Linked DNA regions of Homo sapiens: region 1 is linked to region 2. The links are chromatin loops, found by intact Hi-C in ENCODE. Cell type or tissue: heart left ventricle. All regions are shown on one strand. Links, peaks and the distances in the headings refer to the core of each region. The heading gives the core; the rest is flanking DNA.

Evidence for each region. A loop is a pair of places that touch in the nucleus more often than their neighbours do. Peaks named below come from ENCODE experiments on the same cell type or tissue, not always from the same donor. Only the 100,000 strongest peaks of a DNase experiment are listed, where the experiment ranks them.
Region 1: a loop joins it to region 2, with 2.0 times the contacts of the local background. A loop is called at or near these places in 8 of 110 quality-filtered maps.

What each region holds. Positions count from the first base shown.
Region 1 is chr14:64,609,399-64,619,153 of GRCh38, reverse strand. No RefSeq gene overlaps it. Among named protein-coding and RNA genes, the nearest start is that of PPP1R36, 64 kb to the right of the region's middle. In heart left ventricle, for the core only: no CTCF peak of the experiment used is centred there; no DNase peak of the experiment used is centred there; H3K27ac peaks cover 2,266 bases.
Region 2 is chr14:64,565,012-64,574,766 of GRCh38, reverse strand. It overlaps PPP1R36 (protein phosphatase 1 regulatory subunit 36), which reads right to left. Exons shown (of 12, transcript NM_172365.3): 5 at 9,313-9,410; 6 at 9,075-9,141; 7 at 6,320-6,418; 8 at 178-312. Among named protein-coding and RNA genes, the nearest start is that of PPP1R36, 20 kb to the right of the region's middle. RefSeq lists a silencer at 1,302-1,596 and an enhancer at 1,085-1,621. In heart left ventricle, for the core only: no CTCF peak of the experiment used is centred there; a DNase peak (open chromatin) is centred at 5,516; H3K27ac peaks cover 3,708 bases.

The sequences.
Region 1 (9,755 bases), core at 1,081-9,080, 44 kb before region 2:
CCTCTCTGACCAGATCCATATGATGTGGAACCACATACTCCAGTCATTCCTTGTGCCCTCCCCCTCCCCCATGCCAAACAGCTCTCATAATTGTGCTAATACTGTGCCCCACTAATAATACCTCTGCTCTGCTTATTATATCCACACCTGCACCTATAGCTGATCACACTGGTGCTTTGGAAGTTGTGTACACCAGGTCACAAGGAATATGAGTGACTCTCCTGGGGCACCCAACTGAGGAAGGCAGTGTCGTGTGGGGAAAAGGACACCAGACTGGAGTTTATAAGGGCTGAGTTCTAGCTTGAAATCTCCCATGAACAGCCTTATGACCATGGGCAAGTCACTTAACCTCCCTGGGCCTCTGCCTGAGCTCACCTGTGCAGGCACTGGCAACTCTTTAGCATCCATTACCCCCATTCAATCATAAGGCCTCCCTCTGGTGAGATTCGTTGAGACCGTGTATTTAAACATAGAACCACTAAAGCCACTCAGCTGCTAGAACAGCCTGCCTAAGTGGAATCCCTGCCCTGCTGGCTGTGAAAGCCTAAGTAATTTTTTTAACTCGCTTTGCCTCAATCTCCCCTCTGCAGAATGGACCTATCTCGTAGGTTGCTGTAAAGATTAAAGAGATAATGCCTGGAACAGCGTAAGCAGTACATAAGTGTTGTTATTACTGTTAACAACATGTAATCTATACATTCTCATATCTAGGTTCGTTTTTCCTGTTGTCTAAGCCCGGTTCTGGCTGTCTCACCCATGGTGATGGAATCAATTTCCTGCAGGCCTCTGGCTGTCTACAGAAGTTTGCTCAGAGCCAGTGTGACAGCTGACTCCTGCTCATTGAGAAGAGACCCTTCTGCCTCTTGGTTTATTGCAAATCGATTTTACTGTGGGCAACAAGCTTTCCCAGAAATACCTAACACTGGTATGATGTCTGGAGTGAGATTCCATTGTGTGTGTTCACAAAAATGCACTTATGATCTGAAACCTGGACAGAACCAGTGATGCAGGAAGAGGGGAAGTTGAAGGGGAGGGTGTCCTACAGGCATTATCTGCTCTTTATTTATTTATTTATTTATTTATTTATTTATTTATTTATTTATTTTTTGAGACAGAGTTTCGCTCTTGTTGCCCAGGCTGGAGTGTAATGGCTTGATCTCGGCTCACTGCAACCTCCGCCTGCCGGGATCAAGCGATTCTCCTACCTCAGCCTCCCAAGTAGCTGGGACTACAGGCATGGGCCACCATGCCCGGCTAATTTTGTATTTTTAGTAGAGACGGAGTTTCTCCATGTTGCTTAGGCTGGTCTTGAACTCCCGACCTCAGGTGATCCACCCGCCTCAGCCTCCCAAAGTGCTGAGATTACAGACGTGAGCCACTGCACCTGGCCCATCTGCTCTTTATTTTAGAGACTGAGAGCTCAGTTCCTTGCTCCTATTTTAATAAAATTGCCACAATCGCACATTGCTTTTAACCTGCAGGCAAACCGTACTAATTAAGACCAGGTGGGCTTTGTAAAGTGTCAGTATTTTAGGCTATTTTATTCAATTCAAAATATTTTCTAATTTCCCTTGTGATTTATTCTTTGGTCCATAGGGTATTTGGAAGTATATTGTTTAATTTCCAAATACTAAGGGATTTTCCAGTATCTTTCTCTTGTTGATTTCTGGTTTAATTCCGTAGTGGTCAGAGAACATACTTTGATTTCAGTTCTTTTAAATTCGCTAACATTCGTTTATGGCCCAAATTATAGTGGGACATATTTTGTGTGCATTTGAAAAGAATCAGTATCTACTGTAGTTGGGTAGAATGTACTGTAAATAAATGTCAATTAGGTTAAGTTGGTTGATAGGGCTCTTTAGGTCTTCTCTATTCTTACTATTTTTCTGTCTGCTTTGTGTATTTGTTCTTTTGATATCTCCATCTGTAATTATGGATTTTTCTGTTTCCTCCATTACTATCAGTTTTTGTTTTATGTGCTTTGAGACTCTGTTGTTAGGTACATACACATTTAGGATTGTTAGACCTTCTTGAGAAATCTACTCCTCTATCATAGGGTAATATACCTCTTAACCCTGTCAATATTCCTTGTTTTGAAATCTACTCCGTCATTCTTTTGATTAAGGCCAGCATGTTTTATCCCTCTCCATCCTTTTACTTTTAATCTGTTTCTCTTCATAGGCAGCTTGAGTTGGATCTACCTTTTTATATTCAATCTGACAACTTCTTCCTTCGAACTAGGATGATTCAGACTGTGTAATATAATGTAATTATGGATATGTTGGATTTAAAGCTACCAACTTACTAGTTGTTTTCCATTTGTTACATCCTTGTTATTTTTTTCTCTTGTCTTCTTGTGAATTGAGTATTAACATTTTTTGTTATTCCACTTTATCTCCACTTAAACTATGTTAATTGAAAGTGTTCCCATGCATACTGAACCCAAATTAATGATTCTTTTTATGTCTTGCCAGTAGAGTTTCATATTATTTTCATCAAAAGAGTGTGGACTTTGGAGCCAACGAAACCTGTATTTGAAACTTGACTCTACCACTAACTGGCTGCGTGGCCTTTCTCAGTGTAACCTCTATAGAATTTATTTCTTCATTTGTAAATTGGGATGATCATTCTGACTTTTCAAAGTACCACAAGAATCAGGCTTACCATTCTTCTTACCATAAGAATCACAGAGGCTTATGCCTACCATCCTAGCACTTTGGGAAGCTGAGGTGGGTGGAGCCCAGGAATTTGAGACCAGCCTGGACACCATGGCAAAAACTCATCTCTACAAAAAATAGAAAAATTAGCTGGGCATGGTGGCATGCACCTGTGGTCCCAACTAATGAGGAGGCTGAGGTGGGAGGATCACTTGAGCCCGGGAGGTCAAGGCTACAGTGGGCTGTGACCTCACCACTGCACGCCACAGCCTGGGCAACAGAGTGAGACCCTGTCTCAAAAAAAAGAAAAAAGAATCAAATGAAAAATTTATTTAAAGTACCTAGCATAGGTCCAGAACATAATAAATGCTTACTTAATGCTATTTGCTTACATTCTTTTTATTTATTTATTTATTTATTTATTTATTTATTTTTCTTTGTGAGACAGAGTCTTGCTCTGATTCCCAGGCTGGAGTGCAATGGCGCGATCTCGGCTCAATGCAGCCTCCGCCTCCTGGGTTCAAGCGCTTCTCCCTGCCTCAGACTCCCAAGTAGCTGTGATTACAGGTGCCCACCACCACGCCTGGCTAATTTTTGTATTTTTAGTAGACATGCGGTTTTGCCACGTTGGCCAGGCTGGTCTTGAACTCCTGACCTCAGGTGATCCGCCCACCTTGGCTTCCCAAAGTGCTGGGATTACAGGTATGAGCCACTGCACCCGGACTATTTATTTTCTATATAGCTCTGTTTCTAAAAGGGATTTGAGCACTATCAAGGAAGCAAATACCTACCTGGCCTATTAAGCCCAGGGCAGACATTGCTAATCAATCACAGTACTGTTTCTAAATAAACTCAAGATACAACCTTTTTTCTTTTCCTTCCTTCCTATTTTTTAATGCATAATCTTTCTCAGCATTGTGTCTGTCAGAGATTAGCCATAATTTTAAAAAACAGAAAAACCCATGTATCACCAAGGACTAACACATCAACCTGCATTAAAGTCTTTTTGGTACATTTATTATTTTAAATGGGTTAAATCCTCCCTTCCTCTGACAACATTTTACTTTGTTCATTTATTTAGCAAACTCTTCTCTAAAGGTATCACAAAGGAAAACTTCAGTTTATTCAGCTCCAATGATCCCAAAAGCAGCATCAATGAGATTTTTATTTGGCATCTGTGAAACCAGACACCAGAGAAGAGAAGGGGGTGAAAGTTGGGGAGTAAGCCAGAGGTCAGGGGCGGGGACACAGGGCTGCCTCATCACATTCTCATTTTAGGAACTGACATGAGCATGTGACAAGGGCATGGAGTCTCGTGACAGGTACCAACTATTCCTCCTGGGGCTTCGGGTATCATTTAGCCACGGATGGACAAAGGACAATCTGTCATTTACTTTGAAAAAAACCTTGACCTTGTGTCCTAGGAAAGCACTGAACACTCTTCCTTCAGCTGCCTCTTCCCAGCCCAGCTCTGAAAAGAATGATTTCCTGTTAATCATGCTGGAGCTGTCTGCCATTTCTAGTCTTGCTGGTGCCTGAGAACATACATGCAGCTTTGTCCCTTCAGGGTCCTGAGCCTGCTGGGCTGGGACCGGCCTCGTCAGTGGCACAGCCACTACCCTTCTTGCAACCCCAGGAGAGGCTGATTTATCACAGGATTCGCTTATTATTTATGAAAATATCTGAGAGAGAACAAATACGCTGCCTGAAGGGAAATTTAAGGAGCTCCCCTAACCACTGCTCAGCCTGAATCTGCAGGGGCACCTGGTGTCCTCAGCCTGCAGTTTTCCTCCTCCATGCCCTCCTTGTTCTACGATTTCTCCCTATCGTTCTGGTCATGAAAAACTTAGTAACAACATTCAGGGGGTTGGAGCTTCTTGAATTCTTCCACATTACTTGTATTCTATACTTTCATCTATTTGGGACATAGAATAAACTGGAATGAGTACCTACTTCTAACATGCTTCTGTGGGTTTGAGGTGGTATTACCAGAACCCTTAGAAACAGGGTTTAAGGAAAGAGTTTCCTCCCACTCGTTTCATCAGAGACAGGACATCTTGTGTTGGCATTTGGTGTTCTGCTATTTAGAAAATGGTCTTGGTCCAAATGCGTAAGAATGGTTGTAAACACACACACACACACACACACACACACACACAGCAGGATTCTTACTCTGAAATCCTCTGTAAGGCAGAGGTACAGCTTAAGCCCATGGCCTCTGACTTCTTGTTTCCTTTGAATACTGCTTTATGTTAGTTTTCATTTGGGATGTCATAGCACTATACCAACACTGCTTAGGTAAAATACAATAGTAACAGTACAAAAATCCCTCAAACATGAAGAAAGCTTCTACTTTATGCCATCTGCTTTCACATGCAATCTCTCATTCCAACCTTAACGCAGTCCTCTGGGCATGATCAAGTCATTATTCAGAAAACTTGGGTACTAATAACAGCCTACCCAGGGTAATGCACCACTAAGAGGCAGAGCTGAGATTTGAACACAGGCCTAGAAGCTGATTCTAAATCCAGTGCTTGTTCAACTATTCTTGATCCATAAAAGGTGCATTACTTCCCTAAGACCACAATCATGAAATGTGGATTTTTTTTCTCTATTAGACAATGGAGTCCATGTGACTTAACATGAATAACTTCTCAACACACAGGGCAGGAGAGGAACTGGAAGAGATAACTTATTCCATTCCCAGATTGCTTACTGACCAACACCAAGGCAGAACAGGGCTCTAGCAGAGCCAGGGAGTATCACCCGCTGCAACCAGCCCCTGGAATGAATGACCCATGTACCATTGGCAGGTGACTTTTGCCTGTACCATCATGCTCTGTGCTCCAGCCACGAGTGCCTGTCCCTGGACTTGGCAGAAACTCTCACTCCCTAGACCCCCCTCTCAGCTTCACCTTGAGAAATGCCCTCTTCTCTCCCTGACTTTCTGCAAGCTCATGTAAGTGGGCTTCTGTGAGCCTTTAGTGATTTCCCCAGGCAAAAACCATCAATCAAAGTGTGTGCTTCCATAGCAATTTGCACCTGAAATATGGCATCTATCACTTGATAGTAAAAGGAGCTATTTTTGTTTCTTCCTTTCCTTGTTAGTCTGTGAAATCTCTAAAGGCAGGGAACAAGAGTTATTTGTCTCTCTAGAGGCCTAGCACAGGTCCTTAATAATGTTCAGTTCAATGGAATGCAATTTATTTGAATTGAATTAAACTGGCACAGTAACACAAAATTTAGGCACAGATATGCTCTGGGGTATGTGATAAGGAGCATTTGGTAATCAAAAGGCCAAGAACCAAATATTCTCATAAGCCACATCCGGGTTTGCAAACCATGTGATTGAATATGTGTATTGTGTGCAAGGCAGCCACAGCTGGTGTATAAGATATATAATTTTGTGATATAAAAATGTGATAGAATGAGGCAATTTTCACATTATGCCTAAAATATTGTGTCAGTGAGATGTTTAACATAGACACCATGTGTTGTTGACAGAGTTGACTCAAAGCAGAACTATAAATTTAACGATAAGTTTGAGACAGTCTTTTAAACGGCTGGGAATAGAGTCAAGGATCCTCTCCAGGGGTCTGTTCTAGATCCTTAGTGATCAGCCAATAATCACACACTCCTTGGGGCTTTGTATCTATCATCTCATGCCATCCTTCCCACACACGTAGGAGGCAGAGACTATTGCCCTCCCAACTTCTTGGATGGGGAAACTGAGGCAGCTTGAGATTAAGGAACCTACCCAAGGCCTCAGAGGTGGTGAGTGGTGGAGCTGGGATCTGAACCCAGGCCCCAGAGTCCATGCTCTGTTTAGCACCATGGACTATACTCTAAGTCGCCCAGTCAATCTGCCTCAAGCGAACATGTCCTTACATCTAGTGTAATCTGAATGATCACATAGTTAGCTCTTGATTTCCAGTTGCGTCCGCTGTGGAAGACAGAAAAAGATATTCAGCACTCTCTTTATAATCTCACCATGAGTATTTGAAGACCAGTTTTTAAGTTGTTTCTGAGTTTTCCTTCTGTAGTTTAAACAATTCCAATTAGCTTAAAATTTCTCCAAGAGATCCTCTCACCCCATCTCTTAAGTCACCTATAGTTTTTGGGATACACTTTATTTTCGGGGGTAGACTTTCTAAATGATAAAGTTCAAAATGGCATGGGGGTGTTCTCCAGTTAGGGCCTGACCAATGCCATACATGGGAAGAGGATTCAGGAGGTTGGCTTATCTTTTCCTCATTAACATTCCAGCATTCCTAGTGATTCTCTATTGCTGAGTCATTTTGTACTTGTGATACAACTGCTAACTTTGAAAACTCCATAATATTTTTTTAAACAGTAGCTCTTATAAGTCATTTTTCATCTTGAATTTGTGGTATGGATCTTTTTTCTTTTCCTGTTTTGTTTTTTTAGTTTGCCAAGGCCAATCTGAAAGGGACATATTGAGTTTAGTTCTCACTGTCTGGGATGTTAGCAACTCCACCTAATTTGGTATCATTCATCAAACACAAGATGCTTTTTCTCAATTCTATCATGTGGGTCACTGAGGAAGCTATTTATATAAACATCTTTTCCCATAAATATACTTTCCTGGCTTCCAGATACCATGGGAGTGATGAGCTGAGTACACATTTTAATTATTTCCAAGAACTGCAGTTGGTTATCTGAGCTTTATGCCGTTTTATGAAGAAACAATCAAAACTCATTTCCAAGTCTGAAGAAATGCTGCTGTTTGGCTTCAGTTCCTGGAGGACAACCAAAGCTGAATTTACCCTAAATACAGGAGGGACAGCAATGTTCTTTGGAAGCAAAAAGTTTGGCCTGGATATCTGGAACCTACTGAGAGGGCCCTACCCCAAGTCTGCTCCTAGGCTGCTGTTCCTTTTAATTACTGCCTAGCAGTGAAAAAATTACAATCTGGTAGCAAGCCAGGGCAACTATAAACTGAAGTACTGGAAGTCTTTAAACACAGGTTATTGTACTATTTATTTTAGATGTTGTCTCCTAGAAAAGTAAAGACAGGCTTTTTTTAAAAAAGGAAGTTCTAGGCCTTCTTGTTTGCTTTCCTATTTGTAGGATGTACTGTTTATGCCAATAAATCCCAGGCCTAGCTGATGAGTAAAACCACCTGAGGAGCATTTGGTAAATGTGTATGGTCAACCCCTCTCTAATCTCCACCATTATGGTGGTATTGAGAGGTGGAGGCAGGGCATCTCTATTAGTTAAAACCTCCCCCAAATTGTTTAAATTGATTATGATTAAATCCATGTAATAGAATACCAAGCAATCTTCTTTAAAATTAATTAAATCTAAACATGTTAATATGGAAAGATCTCACATTAGCCATACAGAATGTGTAGTAAGTTTCCATTTGACATAAATTTGTTATGTATACATACTTATATATACTTACTATACTATACACACATACATGTAACACATATATATCGTGTGTGTGTGCGTGTGTGTTGTGTGTAGTAACTCACGACAGGCACCAATCAGAAAGAATGCCACCTGTAGTGCCAGAACATCTGTGCATGGCATAACCCTTTAGATGATTGTAAAGAAGGGGGTCCCAGAAAAGGGGCCAGAGTGGCTGGGTCTCAGGGGCCTGGAGCAGTGTCTATTTACCAGCTTATATGGAAATATTTGAAGATATTCACAAGTAGATGAAGCTTAGTCCTTACATGCAGAAAATAATTCTGGAAGTATTCCCAAGAGACTGATACTAACAGCCTATCAATCAAGATTGGCTGATTTAAACAGAAAGATAAATTACTGGGTAAAAAGAATATTGGGTTCAGTCTCCAGAATGGCTAAGAAAACAGACAAGAATAAAGGGAGGGTGGACAACTAGCCACAGCCACAAGCAAGGCCGCACGACTGGCCAGTCCAATGAACCCCCTGCTGCTACCACCCGTGGTCACTAGATGCTGCTTCTGGTACCACAGCCACTTGAGGACTTTGCAGTAGCACTTAGCACATCCTCTTGTAACCATTTAGATATGCACCTGTTCTTCCCTCTGGACTGTGAGCCTCTTAAGCATAGGAAGAGCACCTTATTAATCTCTGGATTTCCAGCCTCCAACCCAGTCCCTGGCACAGAGTGAGCAGAATACTAAAAGAAATAAATGAGCAAACATAATTTAATTGCTAGATATTACATCAATGTAGGCAGAGAGAGTGAAAGCGGCATTTAGCTGTATGTGTCACTTTCAAACCTCAAAAATGAAAAGGTGCACATGCTTTCTCATTCTCTATTCTTCCATTGAAGGCTTGTCAGATGTGGCTTCAAAAAAAATGCATGGCTTGGGTTTCACGGTAGACTAGTTCTGTCCCTTTCTCTAAATTGAGCATTCTTTTTAGCAGAGATTTTTATAAAGCTATAATTCCATGAAGTTATCATCTTAACTTCAAATGTTAGGTCCAGATAAAGTGGGACTAGGAGTCAATTGAACTTCCATCTCTATTGAAATGTTTGTTTTGTCACATCAAAGAATGTCCAATCACATCTCTGAACCTTTCCTAAGCAAGCAACTTGAAACCAAACATGGCTCATATTGACCAGGGTTCTGGAGAGAAAAAGCAAATAGCAACTATATATTAATAATTGCAGTCATTTTCATACTCAGCCAGGAATCAGGGATATAAATCAGAATTCTGGCTTTGCTGGAACCACAAACAAACCATGTAACCCTTGCAAGTTTCACCTGCTTCTTCTAGACCACAGAGGAGTTAGAGAGTGGGAGGCTCTGAGGACAAAGGATAATAGCATGCTCATAACAATCATGATACAAAGAAAGTAGGCAGTCCTTATTTATGATTATATACATCTACCTAATACAATTCACTATAAAAGGTATAAGCTCAGAGAAATGAAAACTTAACGTTCACACACAAAAAAACCTGTAGATGAATGTTTGCAGCTTTATTTGTAATAGCCCCAAACTGGAAATAACACAGATGACTTACAAAGGACAAATTAAACAAACTATGGTACATTCACATAATAGAATACTAGTTAGCGATAAAAGTAAACTATTGATAAATGCAACAACCTGGGTGGAATTTCCAGAGAATCAT
Region 2 (9,755 bases), core at 977-8,976:
TTGGTCTCTCAAAGGAGACATTACAAGGGTTTGGGACAGATTCTCACCTGAGCCCAATTACTCTGGACAACAGAAAAAGGAACATTTTCTCAAGGTAACAAAAGTCAAACGGAAGCATCTTAAGGATGTGAGTCTATGATGGAGTGATGATCTAATGAAGTGTAAGTATCTGCTTACTTTCCACAGCACATGTGATGCTTATCCGGCACGGCCAAGCCCAGCACAAGGATACAGTACTTCTGCGCCAAGTACCTCTGTGCTGCTTCTAATTCACTTAAAACCAATTCCATTTCTTTTTTCTCTACAAGGCCTCTGATGGGGAGGACAAAAAAAAGAGAATTTGGGTTAATTGTCATAAGTGCCTATATTAACTAGCAAAAAGTCAGAATTATAAACTTTTCTTCTTTTCTTTAAGACAGAGTCTTGCTCTGCTACCTAGGCTGGAGTGCAGTGGTGCGATCACAGCTCACTGCAGCCTCAACCTCCAGGGCTCAAGCAATCCTCCTGCCTCATAGGCGCATGCCACCATGCCTGGCTAATCTTTTTTTATTTTGTGTAGAGGCAGGGTCTCACTCTGTTGTCCAGGCTAATCTTGAACTCCTGGACTCAAGTGATCCTCCCCTTGGCCTCCCAAAGTGTTGGGATGGCAGGCGTGAGCCAGTGTGCCCAGCCATAAACTATTCTGAAAGAAATACAAGTGAGTCAACAGACTTCACTTACCAATGAGTTTATGTTATTTAAGCAATGGTATAGGAAAATCCTTAAAGTCCCTTCATATTTAATCATTGGAATCAGCATCTCAAGCTTATGGTGTATTTTTGCTTTTTTTTTTTTTTTTTTTTTTTTTTTTTTTGAGACAGAGTCTCGCTGTGTCGCCCAAGCTGGAGTGCAAGTGGCATGAACTCGGCTCACTGAGACCTCCACCTCCCGGGTTCAAGGAATTCTCCTGCCTCAGCCTCCCGAGTAACTGGGATTACAGGTGCCTACCACCATGCCTGGCTAATTTTTGTATTTTTAGTAGAGACAGGGTTTCACCATGTTGGCCAGGCTGGTCTTGAACTCCCGACCTCAAGTGATCCACCCACCTTGGCCTCCCAAAGTGCTGGGATTACAGGCATGAACCACCACACCCGGCCTATTTTCGCTTTTTTAATAGATTATGTTATGTATCCTCAATTTTATATGCAGGTAGTCCTAATTTATATAGAACAGCTCAATTAACAAATTATCTATACTGGTTGCTCAGGCGGTTAGCAGCCTACTTTCCTGCTATTTTCCTAAAACAACCGTGGAGGCTACGTACCTCAGCTTCCCCTGCGTTCCCTATGTCACTACTGAGCTTGGGGGCTCAACATGTGAACAAGGACCAACTCTCCATTTTGAGTGTAGCTGTGTTTGCTAAGAAGGCATCTGTGAACTACTACTCTGGGAACTTTGGCATCAGTTACAATAACACTGCTTCCCTGTGAAACCAGCTGCAGTTCCAATTGAATTGCAAATGAACTTTCACAAAGACAAACTGTTCTTAGGTTACAGCATGTCTGAAGCCAAATTTTAAGTTTCTGCTATACAATACAGTAGGAAATATTGCTGATGATACATTCCAATGTACTGTTATTGAAAAGTGAGTTGTACTCTTATGGAAAAGTGAGGTGTCACTAGACACCAAATGATATTTACTCTAAACAGGGACAAATGACTGCCCCTTCTGATATAACCATTGGACTGACTCCATGAAGTCAGCAAGAACAGTTATTATTATCCTTAATACAAAGACAAACTGTATTATCCTTAATACACCCCCTTCCCCTCATGGCATGGAGGATATAACCCAAACACACCCCTCCAGATGCACCCCAGTGGCCACACCCCTGTGCCTGTTTCCTTCAGCAGCTCCACCCTCACTGGTCACCCTACTCTGCCAGAGCTGCCAGTAGCTAATATTCTTCTTTTGCTGTAGAAAACAACCAAATCAAACTACAGCCACCAAGGAATGCCTTGAAGCTTTTAGGCCAATGCTTCTCAAGTTTTAATAAACCTATGAATTATGAAAGAATCACTGGGGATACTTGCTAACAGTGCAAATTCCCAGTGCAACCCTCTCTCCAAGATTCTGGCTCAGGAGTCTGGGTCTAGCCCAGGAAATTTAAAACAATCTTCCCAAATGATTCCAAGGCAAGTGGTCCCTAGACCCCATATGCACATATACATAAAGAACTGATGTGTTGAAATGGAAAAAAAAGGAAAAAGCTATGAAAAAAAAATACTCAAGAGAAGCTAACCTATATACAAAACTCCAGGCAGAGGTGGCCTGTTTGCACCACATTTCTGTGTCTGGAAACCATTCCCCCATACTGTTTTCATCTAATTTTGTAAAACTGCCTTAAATACAAAGCCAGTTAGTGGTTCACTTTTAAAGCACATTCTTTAAAAGTGCAAACAATAATGCTGACAAAATTTTGTTGAAACGGATGCGCTTATGCATTGCTTGTAACAGAAAATTGGCATAATCCTTTGGGGAAAAAAACTGAAAATAATTTCAAGAGCCATAGAAATTATCATAAATTTTGATCCAATATCATCTCTCCTGGAAATTTATTCTTTTAAAAAAATCATCCAAAATTAGGAGGAAACTTTTATGCATGAGGATATTCAATGCAATCATTATTTATATATCAGAAAAATTAGAAACTGCCAAAATATATAAAATAGAAGGTGATATGGTTTGGCTGTGTCCCCACCCAAATCTCATCTTAAATTGTAGCTCCCATAATTCCCATGTGTCATGGGAGGGACCCAATGGGAGGTAACTGAATCATCGTGGCGGGTCTTTCCCATGCTGTTTCATGATAGTGAATAAGTTTCATGAGATCTGATAGTTTTATGAGGGGTGTTCCCCTGCGCATGCTTTCTTGCCTGCCACCATGTAAGACATGCTGTTGCTCCTCATTCGCCTTCCACCATGATTGTGAGGCCTCCGCAGCCATGTGGAACTGTGAGTCCATTAAGCCTCTTTCCTTTATAAATTACCCAGTTGGGTATGTCTTTATTAGAAACATGAGAACAGACTAATACAGAAGGATAAAGGGAGCAGCAATACGGTCAGGTATTGTTTAAGGACTTGATGCTTATTAACCTAACTTATGAGTGAGTCTTCCACGAGATGTAACCCAAGCATCAAAATCTGTACCCTTAACCACTATAATATACTGCCTCTTAGTAGGTAAGTCAATTCACACACATTGGCTTGATGGAAAACTATGCTACCATTAAAAATTATAATTATGAAGATTATAGTAACTTGAAAGTACATATGATATTATGTTTAAAAGTACATACAGGCTGGGCACGGTGGCTCAGGCTTATAATCCCAGCACTTTGGGAGGCTGAGGTGGGTGGATCACCTGAGGTCAGGAGTTCAAGGTCAGCCTGGCCAACATGGTGAAACTCTATCCCTACCAAAAATATAAAAAATTAGCCAGGCATGGTAGCACATGCCTGTAGTGTCAGCTACTCAGGAGGCTGAGGCAGGAGAATCACTTGAACCCGGGAGGCAGAGGTTACAGTGAGCCGAGATTGTGCCACTGCACTCCAGCTTGGTTGATGGAGCAAGACTCCGTTTCAAACAAACAAACAAACAAACAAACAAACAAACAGTACATACATAATTGTTCAGAAGCTAAAAATTCTAATTACGGACAGATAAACTCTGGAAAACAGTGCAGTTGATTGGTGGGAAGTGCTGGGCATGTTGTACAGTGATTAAGGCACAAGCCTTGGAGTTAAACAGACCTGGGTTCTAATATCAGTTCCACCTAGGAACTGTAATGTCATCTCCTAGGTATGGTACGTAATCCCCAACAAACTATTTAACCTCTGTGAGCCTTAATTTCTTCATCTGTAAAATAGGGATAAGGCTTCTTCTTTTGGAAGTAGGGCTTTTAATCACCTGACATCAATTAAGTGTACCGTTGCCATCCATCTTCACCCTTTTCTGCTTTCCTCTCACGGCTGTAGGCTTTCCTCCCAAGTGCCATGCACTGGGTTAAGATACACTGTCTCATCTACTTCTGTATAATAACTCTGTGAATTAAATGCTATTACTATCCCTATGCTCTATCTTGGTATTTGAAATCAGTTTTTTTCTTCTGTGCAGATACCTCAATGCAATCAATATTTAATTCTATTATAGTAAGTAAACCAACTGACCACAGGAAGCCTGAAAATAAAAAGTTGTAATTTTTATTTTTAGAATCACACCATAAACTCCATACTTTTTTTTTTTAAGGCGGAGTCTCGCTCTGTCGCCCAGGCTGGAGTGCAATGGTGCCATCTCGGCTCACTGCAACCTCTGCCTCCCAGGTTCAAGTGATTCTCTTGCCTCAGCCTCCTGAGGAGCTGGGATTACAGGAGTGTGCCACCACGCCTGGCTAATTTTTGTATTTTTAGTAGAGATGGGGTTTCACCATGTTGGTCAGGCTGGTCTCGAACTCCTGACCTCGTGATCCACTCGCCTTGGCCTCCCAAAGTGTTGGGATTACAGGCATGAGCCACCGTGCCCGGCCAAAATCCATACTTTTAAGGCTTCAATTGGTTTGTTTTTGTCAATCTGAGTAACTGATTCCTTCTAAGGAACAGTCTACCTTATACCACTGTGTTCTAGTATGTTTAGTGCATCTTCAACTAGAAAACCTGTCTTATTATCTATTCTTATCAATTAAGAAAGTAGGCCAGGCACGGTTACTCACACCTGTAATCCTAGCACTTTGGGAGGTTGGGGCAGGCAGATCACCTGAGGTCAGGAGTTCGAGACCAGATTGGCCAACATGGTGAAACCCCATCTCTACTAAAAATATAAAAATTAGCTGGGCGTGGTTGTGGGCTCCTGTAATCCCAGCTACTCAGGAGGCTGAGGTGGGAAAATCACTTGAACCTGAGCGGTGGACGTTGCAGTGAGCCGAGATTGCACCACTGCACCCCAGCCTGGGTGACAGAGCCAGACTCCAACTCAAAAAAAAAAAAAGAAAAGAAAAAAGAAATTAAACAAATCTTTTTGCCAGATTAGCAATAAGCCTCAGAAGAGGAAATACGATAAAAAAATGTAATAAGCCAAAGTGCCAAAAATGTCTAATTACGTTTCATTTGGAAATAGTAAGAATCTTCAAACCTTCTAAGTCCACAGCTGGCTTTAAACCCTTTTGCTTGCTACCATAGAAACATTTCATGCTCTGGCTGCCCTGTTGTGAAATACAGTCCCAAAATAACACTGATATTGTATATTATGATGGCTTTACAGGAACAAGAGTTTTTAAATTATTTATTTGGTTCTTTACAAAACTATCCAGATACATTTATTCTATCCATAAGATGTTTTTCCAACTGCTTGATTGTATACAGGGTTTTGCATTTTGAAAACATCCTGCAGCAACAACTTAATTACTCTACCCAGCATTCCTAACAGCTAAATCATTGGGTTGGTTCCACACGTACTGGGGAGGGCAGCCTGGCGTGTGGAAAGTTCCATGGCTTGCAAAAGGTCACCAAGGCTGAGAGGCATTGTTCTGCTCTGTATTCTGAGTTCCCAGATTCTTGCCCTGGTGTACACCTCTGCGCCACTTCTGCCTAAAGCTAAAGCATTTAAATTCTTTATAAGTAGCCTAAGAAACCTTGAATTTTTTTTCCTGTGATGTGGAATGCCACTTTGGCCAAATATATTAATTTTTTTAATTCTTAGATTTTTTTTAATTGGATGCTTACAAGCCCTTTAGCAAGAACTTTGTAAGCATAAAAAGCACACAAACAACAACTATATCTGCACCTTCAAGATGGTTGCCACTAGCCACATGTGGCTACTGAGAATGTGTCTAGTATGAATTGAGATATATTATAGGTATAAAATAGACACCAGACTTACTACAAAAAAGTAACACATCTCATTAATAACTTGATATATCAACTACTGTTGCATGATAATATTTTTTGCATCACTGGGTTAAATAAAAGACACTATTAAAATTAATTTCACATGTATCTTATTACATTTTTAAGATATGTTTACCAGAAATTTAAAATTACATACATGGCTTTCATTATCTCATTACTGTGCAATGCTAGTCTGTATCAGTTGGAATATTTTGTTGCTGGACTACACATATAAATTATCCAGTGAGCTTTAAAAACTGACACACTCTTCCCATGTAAAATGTCTTAGTACATCTCAAAGATTTAAAAATTTCCATCATCTCTTTATCCTAGACAAAAGTTACTTTTAATACTGGCAGTGATAAAACTCTAAAGCACACTATAAAATCTTACTTACACCATATAGCTTTTGGGTTTCTTTTCCAGTGAGTTTTTTTCCAAGTAATGGGATAAGTAGTACAATAATGCCATGAGGAAATTATCAAGATTCTTATTCCTATGGGGAGATTTGAAACAACAAAAAAAGAGTCAATGCTAACCTATTTCAAATGTAAGATTTCTCATAAAAAATATATGAGCACACAACACAAGAATAAGTAGAAAACTATGTTATCATGCCTATCAAAGAACTAATTTACCACTTAAAATTATATCTACTATATATTTAAAAATTTAAGAAATCTGGTTTTTGTAAGTAAAACTTTTGGAGAGGTCAAACACTAAATTCTTATAGTTGTGCTTACTAATTAATTTTAATTTTTAAAAAGTTATTATACAATATATTTCCATTGTTTAAAAAATGTAGAGAAATGTATCAAGTAAAAATTCTCTCCTCCTACCTCTGTCACCATCCTACTCCCTAGTGGTAACCACTATTAAGAGTTTGGTATGGGCCAGGCACAGTGGCTCATGCCTGTAATCCCAGCACTTTGGGAGGCCAAGGTGGGTGGATAACTTGATGTCAGGAGTTCGAGACCAGCCTGGCGAAACCCCATCTCTACTAAAAATTACAAAAATTAGCCGGGCGTGGTGGTGCATCCCTGTAATCCCAGCTAGTTGGGAGGCTGAGGCAGGAGAATCGCTTGAACCCAGGAGGTGGAGGTTGCAATGAGCTGAGATTGTGCCACTGCACTCCAGCCTGGGCAAAAGAGCGAGACTCCATCTCAAAAAAAGAAAAAAAAAGAGTTTGGTATGAATCCTTTCTAAACTTTCGAAAACATAGACAATCACATGTAACATCCTCCTCCACCAACATATACACATGTACATGAATATATGCCTTCAAAATGTTTTTTGGTAATAAGTGGCGTAATACTATACATACAATTCTTTGCAACTTGCTTTTGTCACTTTTCTGCGTAGCATAGACCTCTTTCTATGATATTATATGTAGATTTCCGTCTTTCTTTTAAAGAGCTGAATAGAATATTCTATACCTCATATTTACCTAGTTTTCTATTGTGGGTATTTGGTTTTTTTAAAAATATTATAGACAGAAGTGAAATTGCTACCACAGAGTGTATGTGCCTTGCTCTCCAAAAAGGCTGCACTGATTTACAATGTTCTCTCATTTGTTTTTAACTAGAAGTCACTGTTTTCTTTCTAAATATTTTTCAAGACTTTTGCTGCCTTCTTTGTGGCCCCAGATGGAAATTCTTTCTCTGGCATTGCTTTACTGAACTATACCTAAAGAGCAGGATGAGGGTGAGCATTACAGATTTTCTTTTCAAGATATTAATAACTCCCTGTCTCAGGCTGGGTTCCCCCAGCAACAGACACTGGGCCAAATACTTGAAAGTGAACAGTTTAGTTGGGAGTGATCTCAGGAAACATCAGTAAGAAAGTGGGGAAATGAGACAGGAAAGGAAAGGAAGCCAACAAAGAGGCTGTTAACAATTAAGTGGAGTTCAGTCCTGCAGTGACTCTGGGAGACAGTGTAGAAAACATCTCAAGAGTTTACCTATCAACTCCTCCACCAGCAGGGCACTGAATGAGGGCTGCTTCTAGGGCACTGATTCCCTAGCTCTGAACTTGCCCTGCAGTCAGGCTGAGTGTGTGCCTGTGGTGGAATGAGCCCTTCAGGCCGAGTCTCAGGCAGTTGCCACAAGCAGCCTGTATGTGTGTGCAGAGGGAATGGGGAGGGGTGCAAATGGCATCGGGCACCCAACTCTCACTGAGCGTTCGCGGTGCTGAGGCCACGTGAGGCACAGCCACGCATAGCCATACAAAGGGCCCACAATTACACAATTACTTCCCAATTTTGTAGCTGAGGAGACTGAGGCTTACAAAGGTCAAGAAACTTACCCAGAGTCACACACCTAGCACATCCTGGGGCTGCCAAACATAACTAGTAGAGAAAAGTGATCTTCAGTAAATGGGTATATCTTTTTTTTTTTTTTTTTGAGAGGGAGTCTTGCTCTGTCGCCCAGGCTGAAGTGCAATGGCATGATCTTGGCTCACTGCAACCTCTGCCTCCCAGGTTCAAGCGATTCTCCTGCCTCAGCCGCCAAAGTATCTGGGATTACAGGCATCTGCCACCACGCCTGGCTAATGTTTGTATTTTTCTTTTTTTTTGGTCTGAGAGAGTCTTGCTCTGTCACCCAGGCTGGAGCGCATTGGCACAATCTCAGCTCACTGCAACCTCCGCCACCCAGGTTCAAGTAATTCTCCTGCCTCAGCCTCCCAAGTAGCTGGGATTACAGGCGCCCACCACCACGCCCAGCTAATTTTTGTATTTTTAGTAGAGACGGGGTTTCACCACGTTGGCCAGTCTGGTCTCAAACTCCTGACCTTGTGATCCACCTGCCTCGGCCTCCCAAAATGTTGGGATTACAGGCGTGAGCCACCGCACCTGGCCAGTAAATGGGTATATCCTTTAACTATTATATAAAAATAGCACAGTCCATGTGAGACTCTGACAGCATGCTCTCCATACTACTTGCCCTGGGATTTTATCTGGGGTTCCCATGACTTCTGGCTTCCTCTCCCTGACTCTTTGGTCGCAGTCTTTGTGACTAGGTCCTGAGAGGATGGCTTGCATAGAGCCAGCCTCACGCTCTTCCTCTAAAAATCAGATTTGTCATCACTTATCAGATGAAGTTACTGAAAAATAAAGGATAAAAGATCTAAAATGACTCATAAGCAATAGATACCTCATAAATGTTGTAAAAGAACAGATCCGCTGCATCTCAGTATCTTGTAGCAAAAGCAAAGTAACAACTGAAAAGAGAAAATGAACAATTGAGAGAGGGACAAAGAGCTACCTTAGAGAGTCACACAAGATACGTTTATGTATGGATGTTATATGTAGATGGGCGGATGTTTATGTATGGATATGTGTATGTATGTACAGATGTATGTTTATGTATGCATAAAGAAACAGTTACTCACATTTAACATCATCCAGTGTAATGGTGCCCTGTTGACCTCGTTTCTCTACAGCTTTAGCTGACTTATCATCTTTTGCAGCAAGTCTTTTATCTGTCAACCTGTTTTGGAATATAACAGTTTCTAGTAGTGTTTTAATATATTTTAGTTGTATTTAATCTATCCTGAGGTGCAGGAAGCATTTATTAAAAAGTAATAAGAGCCTGAGTGTCATACATGGGTTTTGTTTGATGTACGATCATTTTGGAATGCTTTTTATTAAACATTTTATTTACTATATTAAGGCAAGAGGGATGTTCACTGCCTGATATAAAATGTAAGTACAAATACCATCCAAAATAGATCATTTAAATCATCTGTTCTGGTGTACCTATCATTTTCAAATTTTAAAAAACTGTAAAAAGTTGAAGATGTGCTAACAGCCAAGTTAACAGGATACATTTATC